2 separate regions of the Homo sapiens genome follow, and region 2 is linked to region 1. A link is a loop called in an ENCODE intact Hi-C map of the cell type or tissue named here. Cell type or tissue: B cell. All regions are shown on one strand.

Evidence for each region. Peaks named below come from ENCODE experiments on the same cell type or tissue, not always from the same donor. Only the 100,000 strongest peaks of a DNase experiment are listed, where the experiment ranks them.
Region 2: a loop joins it to region 1, with 32 times the contacts of the local background. A loop is called at or near these places in 8 of 110 quality-filtered maps.

The regions. Positions count from the first base shown.
Region 1 is chr2:224,928,910-224,933,909 of GRCh38, forward strand. DOCK10 (dedicator of cytokinesis 10) reads right to left here. Exons shown (of 56, transcript NM_014689.3): 2 at 2,640-2,759. Among named protein-coding and RNA genes, the nearest start is that of MIR4439, 79 kb to the right of the region's middle. In B cell, CTCF peaks have their summits at 2,172 (motif pointing right) and 2,381; DNase peaks (open chromatin) are centred at 1,449 and 2,202; H3K27ac peaks cover 3,298 bases.
Region 2 is chr2:225,657,773-225,662,772 of GRCh38, forward strand. The region is part of intron 7 of NYAP2 (neuronal tyrosine-phosphorylated phosphoinositide-3-kinase adaptor 2); the gene reads left to right. Among named protein-coding and RNA genes, the nearest start is that of NYAP2, 260 kb to the left of the region's middle. In B cell, CTCF peaks have their summits at 2,871 (motif pointing left) and 3,070; a DNase peak (open chromatin) is centred at 2,869.

The sequences.
Region 1 (5,000 bases):
AGTTAGAATAAGATGCAAACGCCTTATCCTGTCCAGCCATACCAATCTCCAATCTTGGAGCTCTTCAGGGCCTTTGCACCAGCTACCCCTTTAGCCTGAAACATGCTTTCCCCAGCATGGCTGATCCTTCTTGAGAACTCAGAACTCAGCTTAAATGTCGCCTTCTTAGAGAGGCTTGTCCCTGGTCACCTAGACCAACACAGCTCTTACCCTACTCAGATTCTATCATCAGATTCTGCCTAGTTTTATTTTCCTCATAGAATTGGTCTTTATCTGAATTATCTGGTAAATTAATTGGTTTACCTTTTTGTTTGGAATAAGTAAATCTTTAATAAGTAAACCCACCAAAAGGTAAGCTCCCTTAGAACCCCAGGTGATTTCTGTCTAATCACTCCTGTCTCCATTCATCAAATAATGCCCAGTATTCAGTATTATACATCATGTATTTGCTGAATGAATAAAGGAAGGAAATGGTTTGGGGTGTGTTATAGAATAGTATGTTTGGAACTGTGCTGATCTTTTACCCCAGTTGGGAATGAGGGTGACGGTGTATGATGGGCCGGGATGGGGTGGGAGAGGGTAGGCTATGGCTTTGAGAAATGGGCAAGGACCACATCTCGAAGCAGGCATTGGGTCATGCCGAGGTGATTGCACTTCATTTTGAAGGCAGTGGGGGAGCCACAGAAGGGTTTTAAGCAGCCATGGAATAAAATAGTTCAGTGTATTTATTGGAATGTTCACACTGGAAAAACAAAGAGTTATTCTTGTATTGTCTGTTACGCTGCCAAGAATGATAAAGATCAAGGAGTAATCAGAGACACTCCTCAATTTAAATGAGCATGGGAAGATGCCAAAACTTTACAGCCCATCTACCTGCATCCTCCACTCTCTTTTTGAGCTGGGAGGCCTTGAAGTAGCATTTGACATATTTTTGAAGGACATAACTAGGAGAAAAGATGCTCCTGGATTCATGATTTTTGGTGGTGTTTGACATAAAGAGGCTGTTCAAGGCTGGACGTGGTGGCTCACCCCTGTAATCCCAGCACTCTGTGAGGCCGAGATGGGTGGATCACTTGAGGTCATGAGTTCAAGACCAGCATGGCCAACATGGCAAAACCCCATCTCTACTAAAATTACAAAAATTAGCCGGGTGTGGTGGCATGCACCTGTAATCCCAGCTACTTGGGAGGCTGAGGCAGGAGAATCACCTGAACCCAGGAGGTGGAGGAGGTTGCAGTGAGCCAAGAATATGGCACTGCACTTCAGCCTGGGTGACAGAGTGACACTCGGTAAAAAAAAAAAAAAAAAAAGAAAGAAAGAAGAAAGAAAGAAAGAAAAAGACTGTTCATCAGGTTAATCTTCAGTCTGAAAAATGAAAATGAGGATGTGGAATTTAAAAAAATGCGGTTTAACTTTATGCTTGCAGTTCAACTTCCAGTGGCCTAGTCCAACCACGGAAATGAGATCTCTGCACGAGATAAGTCTCTCTCAAAATGTGCCAGCACTCAAGTGGAAGCCGTTTAAAATTTTGAAAAACATTGGAAGAGTTTCTTTCTTTCTGTTTACAAATCTGTCTCCTTTTTTCCATGATTCTTCACACTTGAAACAGAAAATCATTAACTTCCATATACCTTCTTTTTCATGAATCCATGGAGGAAGGTGAAAAAAAAAAAAACTCTTTAAAAGCCAGAAGCCAGACCTGCCCTCAAAGTAAGAGAGAAAATGGAAGTTTGAGGCTGCTTGAGGAATGTGTGGGCACTGAGACCCATGCTCCCTGATAGAGGTTTGCATGGACAATGGCTGTTTCACAGGGATACCCTTCAGCTGCCTTTTTATTTGCCTTAAGATGTTGAAGTTTGTGATGTCTGAGACCACCTTTCTTTTAGGAAGAGACAGGAAAGTTTAATAGCTGCCCATTGAGATCTCTGTTTGACAGTTAGATATTAGATCACAATTTAAAAACATTTAAGACCACAAGGTAACAGTATTTTATGTTTGGAACATGTGGGTGCTCACCATCCACAACTTTGTGTTTGTCTCCAAAGCGAATTTCCTTTTCATTCATTATCTCTACTATCCTCAGAGGCTGTCTGTGTGGTAGTGTGCATTGTCCTAAAGGGGACTATCTGAGACCGCCAATCTCTCCATGAAGATGTTCTAGCCTACCTTTCTTTGCCCCCAGGTGTCAGTATCTCCTTATGAAAGACAAACCAAGATTAAGGGTGATTTTTAAGAACTGCATCTTTTGTGCTAATGGAGTCCTGTCTTTGCCATTGGTTGGTTTCAGTTGCTTGGAAGCTTTCAGTTAGAAATGGCTGAGGGAGGAAGTGCTCTGTGAGTCCAGGTAAGGCAGTGGTTAGAAACCCAGACATTGGCAGGCACACGAGTGCCAGCTGGAACCGGGCAGTGTCCTGGGCCTCCTCCCAGTCCCCAGTGGCCACTGACTCACTCAGCCTCCAATCTTTCAACTTGAGGGGGCCCTGGGGTACTTTCTATTATAGGATGTGAACTCCTGCTGCAGAGACTGAGATGTAGGGTGGCCACAGGGAGGCCTGGACTCTCTGAATCTACAGGGAAAGACAATGACCCAATGTGTAGGGCCCTCCTGAATCTAAATGGCTTGAGAAGAGAAGACTTACTGAAAAGTCATCACTGGGGAAGAACAAGAGATCTTGAAGAGGATCATTCCGGTAGGTCTTTTCAAGTTCTTCAATGACAGTCTCATAATCCAAAGGCTCGAGAAGCCTAGGCTTTTCTTGCTGTAGAAAAAGAAAATATGGTATTAATCACTGACATACACCATCTCCCTTTTCTATGCCTGGTTGGATTTCATCTCTTAGTTATCATTGAGGCTTTAACACTGCACAATCCTTCCAATGCAGTCACAGAGACTCCAGGAATTTAGGGCAAAGCCACACACCTATTATTTCCAGATTTGAAATAATATGAGAAAATCCTAAAATACCTGATATCTCCCTCAGAAATTCAAGCTGTTCTTATTGAGTCCCCAAGGCTCATGATACCCAGCCCTATCACATCCACAGAATAGATGTTTATGTAAATTTTATCTTTGTCAACATGAAGAAAGACCTTCTGCTTACTTGCTACGGTATTATGATGATTATCATCATTTCTTCTGAATTAGATACTTCCTCATGAGTTCTGTTGGGTCTATTTAAAAATGTTGGCACCTTGTTAGCAATGAAAGTATCACAGGCACTCTTGGTTGTCACGAACACATGGATCCTGTGTCAGGATTAATTGCTTGGCTCTGAGCCTCTTTGTCTCTACAGAGACAAGCTAGGTCATTTTCTAATAGAACTGAACGACAGGACTATTATGGATGCAGTGTGATGAAAATGGATAAGTGAAAAAATAGCCCGATAATCACATTGCATTAGATTCCTGAAGCCAAGAGGGAATGTGCTCCCCTCAAAGAAGCCCCTCATAGTGCCAAAAATAAAAATAAAATAGAGGGAGAAATGTGACAGTTTCATTATAGGGTTGATGTGTTTGTTCCAATTGTACAGAACTCATAAGGTGAGAAAAGTGGACCCTCCCTCGCCGCAAAACACAACAAAATCCAAAACAGAAAACCAAAAACACAATCTGCATCCTCTAACCCTTTTGATGAAGCATTTATGCAACCTAAGTGAAAAGCGGTGGTCCTCTGGGTTATTTTGGGGCTCCTAGAAGCTTGAGTGGTTCCTACAAAATTTGAACGCTAAAGTGATCCCATAAGTGAAAAAAATTATTATTTTTCTTTTTCACGTAAGTGACATCAACAGATACTTCCCCACCAAACTCTTCCTTCCCCACACTCACACATGCCACCCTTCCTCATTCTGCAAAGTACACAGAGTTAGCTTTGACTCCTAAGGCTTTCTTTGGAAGATCTCTTCTGATAAGGCCCTAGGAACTTTCATTGACATTTTAATAAATGCTAATGGGCTTTTCAAAGTAGCAGTCAATATATATTTTGATAATTTTCCAAATATAAAAAATAAAACAAATGTGAACATAGTGGGCCAAAGGCAAGGGTCATCATATACTTTCTACATTAGAAAAAAAAACCCAGCTCACTTCACAAATGCTTAAGGAAACTAAGGGTAATGCCAGGTGAATATTCTGTCTAGAAGGTCCTTCCAGAAAGATGGCTAGTTTAGTAAAAAAGAAATACCCCACACAATGTTTGGAGAAAAGAAATTCAGTTGACGAACATATTTAATGAAAGAGCTGTGAGACATTGAGTATTTTGAGGAAGAAAATTCAGAGATGCTATGGCATGACTTGGGGAGTGGAAAAAAAGACTTTCTGGAATCATTGCCTTTTGATATTATTCTATTTAGACTTATTTTAAGTTCTAATTCCTTATTTCCCAGGCAAAGGTTAATTCCAAAGATTTAGATTGACAGCTCAAAAGGCAAATGCACGTTCCAGATGTTTGGTTTGCCACCCACATTTATTTTCTTTTTAATTGGCTTTGAATGTCTTTAAGTCATGGTATTTCTCTCCAATTCAGCTGTAGGCCTCAGTAGTCTTTATCTTACCCTGCAGCATATTACTTTTATATTACCAACTGCCCCCACAGGCCTTCAAGTCTGAAACAGTTGGCTTATTCTGAAACCTGTTTTTCCTCCCTATTGAGTGTGTAGGTATCAAATGTAGCAAACGAAACAAAATGTACAGTAAAACCCTTTCAGGAAGCTCTTACGTCTGCCTTAGATTTGGTTCATTGTTTATGTCTCTAAGAGTTCTTCAGCTTAAGTATATGATGCCCTTTGGTATTTACAGCAATAGTCCATGATGTGGCTAATAACACTTTTATCTTCTCCCTCCTCACACCAAAATGAGTAGAGATATGAGAGTGTGGTTTTAGTGTATATTGTAATTTATAGGTTTAAAGGCAAATGACATATGGATGTTTTGAGAGGACTTCTATAATCGGGTTCTCACTATCTTTTAAATTTTATCACCCATTAGTCCCCAAATCCAGCATT
Region 2 (5,000 bases), 730 kb after region 1:
AGGGACATTTTACCTGATCAGTTGGATACATTGTCAAGTGTTTCCTACTTTGAGACTAAGGTTTTACAGTCCACAGGAGAAAGCAGTGCTGGGAATGAGATAGCCACAGAATATGTAGTTGGAGAGCATGTGCCACCCTCACTCTGTGTGACCAACGGCCCCTTCTCTATAATGTGCTGCTCAAGTGTTGAACAAAAGTGTTTTCTTTTTTTCTTTTTTGAGATTCTGTGATATTCCAGATTCTCCTATCAGACCTGAACTGAGAACATGTTTTCCATGCCATTTGTACCTTTACACAGCTGATTTTATTGTATGCTCATGATTACACCACATGATGGAAATGGAAGAAAAGCAGAAACAACACACAGAACAGAACCAACAAAATCTGAACTCATTAACACACAGCTTCTCACCACCACACAGCTTCTTTCAGGCTGTGCAACACATATTAAAATTGGCTCTTATTATTTACTTCCTTCTGCATACATGTCAACCTTACATATATTTCCAAACATGAAAAACCCTAAGAGGAGGTCTTGGAACACCCCCCTAAGTTCACAGTACAACATCAGCATTATGTTTGAGAAGTGTTTCTCTGTACTAACTTCAAATTGTAAAATAAAGTGCTATGTTAACAAAGATTATGTTAAAAAGAAATTATGCTACAAAGAAATTATGCTTATTTGTTATAAAAATGATATTTACCAAAGAATTTGGATCTAGCCCTGTGAAATGTGGAATAAATTCATGTTACAAATAAGAATGTCAGTGGCTAAGTGGATCTATTACCAAGTACTATAGCCTAGTTGCATTAAAACAATGCAAGTGCAAAAAATATATAAAAAGCATTATCTTATGTGTGCTTTATATGGTCCTGTCAAATTGTTTTATAAAAATGTTAGGCTTTAGTTCTTTATGGCACTCTCTATGAGCTTTAATTAATGTCATATCTAAGGTGGAAAATAAAATTTATTATTACTTTTAAATAGTAGCTGAATCAAGGAATATGTAAAATGAAATGTTGGAATTATTTCCTTTCTACTTTAATACAAAGAATTCAGAGGGTCATAACTCTTTACAACTTAGCTGAAGTATGGGCTAAGTAATTTACATATTATTTAGCCATTGCGTGCTTATTAACTTTTACATACTTTAGGCAGCAGAATATTTGTGGGTCACTTTTTCAAGTCCAGAAGTTCCATGATCAGTCTCTCAGTAACTCCATTATAGAGTGGAATAAAACAAAACAAGCTCATGCCTGCCGCCAACAACCTTGTCATTTATTCTGTCAGAGCAAGGAGGGTATAATAAGCAAGAAGATGTTCTCAAAGAAGTCTTGAACCAATTGACAAATAAGGGTGGGGATTGGGCCCAGTGGACTCTGAGGATGCCTGTTATCTAACTCTGCTGTCGCTGGTACCTGTGTGTGTCCCTCTCTTCAGCATCCGAGGTCAGAGTTATCAACTTCACCACCAGAGCTACAGGTGTGAAGTAGCAGAAGTACGTACTCCAGCTTTCTTTACCATCTGGAAGGGACAAAAAGTTATTCAGGGTTCTTAGGTGAAGTTTGCATAATGAACATGATGTGCCATTTTTGTCACCTCTCATGTGCTTACCATGTGCCAGGACTGGGCTCGGAGCATGCCTGCATCATTGTAGGTGTGTTCCCTACAGTCCTCACTGATGGGTACTATTATTATCCCACATCACAACCAAGGATACCAAAGTGAGTAAGGTTACATAGCTTATCCAAAGTTTTGTATTTATTAAATGTCAAAGGCTATGACATTAACCACTCAAAAACCTGAGATTTACCACTCAGAACCTGATATTAACCAGTCAAAAACCTGAGATAGACAAAAACCTGAGATAGATATGAGACTTACAGGAAGTAAAGATTTATTAGAATCCTGGCTCTACTGGTTAGTGGCTGTAAGACCTGGAATATGTTGCTGAACCTTTCTGAGTCTGGGGTTGTTGTTGAGGATTAATGAGATAACATAGGTGTGTAAAGTCCTGGACAGACATTACTTGTGGGAAAAAAATATTAATTCTTTCTCCTTTTCCTAACAGTTTTTCCTCTTTCCAAAAAATTCAATTTTTCTGCTTGCTGGAAAATTCTAAAGAGAAAAGTAGTTCAGTCAGTGTTATTCCAAAGGCAGTAGTCACTGAAGGAATGATTGGTCCACCCCACTATCCCCAAGCTGGTATACAACTGCTAGTGCATGGTGATAAGAAAAAGCAGACAGATTTCTAGTTGGTTCTATCACTGGTTTTAAGTTCTCTGTAGACAGTGCATCTCCTTATTGCCTGCACCTGGGGCAAATTGATTTCCCCCACCTTGTCCTTGGTACCCCCCTAGAGCCCATTATATTCATTACTCCTTCTTTCACAATTACAAAATTAGTTACTAAGTTATTTACCATGTAATAGGGAGTTTAGGTCTGGCATTTCTTCTTACCTTGTAGGTCTCATATGTGGGTTGGAGGCAAAGTACGTAGAAATTGGCTACAGGTAGCATTTCAGAACTGTCAGCTCTCCTGCCCCCAATACTACTTACTCACCTCTTTGAATTAAGGTAGGAGAAAATACAATGAAAACATTAAGTCTATATAGGAAGCTATTATCTGCTAGGGTCGGGACAGCAGGTATTAGAGACACAGGATACATTTTTTTTTTTTTTTTTTGCCAACCTCAGCATTTACTTAAAGATTCCACATACCAGTTTTAAATGCCTATTTTTTTTAATGCCTGCAACCATTCACATTATAAAATGTATCGATTTAACTATTAAAACGAATGTCTGGCTTCAGATGGGGCGGGCCAACTCAGCCTGTGGAAACACAGCATAACACTAGGTGGATACATGGCGCCACCTAGCGTCTGTAGCGCACTTTGGAATCTATACTTGGCTTTCAAAAATTGAATCAAACAAAACTGTTTTATGACACAGAAGATGTATGCGTTGTTTGGGATAATAAGCAAAACGCCTGTAGAAATCTATGACAAAATCTGCTGATGATTTTTGTTTTGAATTTTTTTCGTTACTTTAATCTTGCAATTTTAGGTTCTCTAACTTTTAAATAGTATGCCTTTAAAAATAATACTTAGGGGAAAAATGAATCACAGCTACTGATCTCAGAGTGCTATGCATTATTTATGAATATGTGCAGCTGTTTTCATTAGGATTTATGACATCTTCTGTGCATTGTAAATCCCTTAATTCAACCTGAGTTTCCAGGAAAGGAGATCATTATCCCTCTTTTGCCAACTGAAAAGGAAAAGAACAGAAAAAAGCATGACTGGTTAAATGGAAAAATTCCTTCTTGATTTCTTTTGTTTTCCATTAACATGTTTGAAACAGATAGCTTGAGAGTCTTTCCGGAAAATAGTATTCTTGCTAACTTGTGGGTAAATTTACCTCCAACTTAAATTGCATGTGCATTAGGAATAAATGTTTACATGCTGTTAGTACTGGCTCAGAGTGGCAGTACCCTTCATTCAGAATAATAAATATGTCTTTGCCATGAGTTTTTTACTCAAGAAACACTAGAGATCTTTAGCACTAGCACCCAGCTCACCTGCTGGACAAATCTTCATTCTTCATTCTGTGCTGCAAATGAACATTATCCTTCAGGTTGAAAACACTTCTCCAGATAAATTGGATTCCTAAAATAGCTTTTGTTGAGAGCTTCTTATGTGTTTGCCAGAGTGCTCAGAATGCTGTATTATCTAATGTTGTTCTTACAGCACACTTTTGAAGTAGGTAATATTATACCCGTTTCACTGATGATAAAATTTTTGGCTAAACAGTTTCTGTTACCTATTGAAGGTCTTATAACCAGTGAGTGGCTTTATGGATGTAAGATATAAAACCAGGTAGTTCTATCTATCAAACCCCTGCTTTATGCATAGTTGCCTCATATATAACTTCCTTTTTGAATTTGCTCTCTCTTTTTTTTTTTTTCTGAGGCGGAGTCTAGCTCTGTCACCCAGGCCGGAGTGCAGTGGCATGATCTCTGCTCACTGCAACTTCCACCTTTTGGGTTCACGTGATTCTCCTGCCTCAGCCTCCCAAGTAGTTGGGATTACAGACATGCACCACCACACCTGGCTAATTTTTGTATTTTTAATACACACAGGGTTTCACCATGTTGGCCAGGCTGGTCTCGAACTCCTGACCTCAAGTGATCTGCCCACCTCGGCCTCCCAAAGTGCTGGAATTACAGGCGTGAGCCACTGCACCTGCCCCTGAATTTGCTCCCATTCTAAAACTTATTTTCCTTCACTTTCATCCATTTATTTAATCACTCTTCAATTTCCCAGGTCTTGCCTTTTGACTTTTTGAGACTAAAATGTCATAGCAGAGGACAAATTCAACTAGGACTTCAAATAAGCAGAGTGCCAACCAAGAGCAAAATCTCCAAAGTTGACATGAGGTTGGGAAAGTAACTTCTGGAAGAAAGCTAAGTTCCATTCATCGGTTATTACATTTTTGTGGACCATGGACTAGTGCCATGGGACATCAGCCCTGCAGCTGTGCATGTGCACAAGTGTCTGTGGATATTAACACTTGAGCACATCGAACCCTTTCCACATTCTGAAAAGAAAACATATCCTCGCCCACACATGCACACATAGATATCAGCTTCCAGAGTACTGTTGTAGATTTAACCAACAACACAAAAGACCAAGACGTATTCACCAAAATGTATCTGGCTTCTGGACTTCCACAGAATCCTACGAACAGACACTTTAAAGTGGGAGGGGGGAACCCCAACTGTACTGTCATGTCAAAGCATTTGTTTTCTAAAGTAAATGCTGCATTAGAGCTAGTTAATAATCCCTAGTTGTCAGCTATTTTGACAGGGATGGCATTTGGAATGCTGCATTTAATGACTTCTTTCCCAGAAAATGAGAAAGTTATTTGAAGGACCAAAAGGTGTCAGGAGTAATCCTACCCAACCCAATCAACTTTGCATATGAAAGGGGTAGAGGTT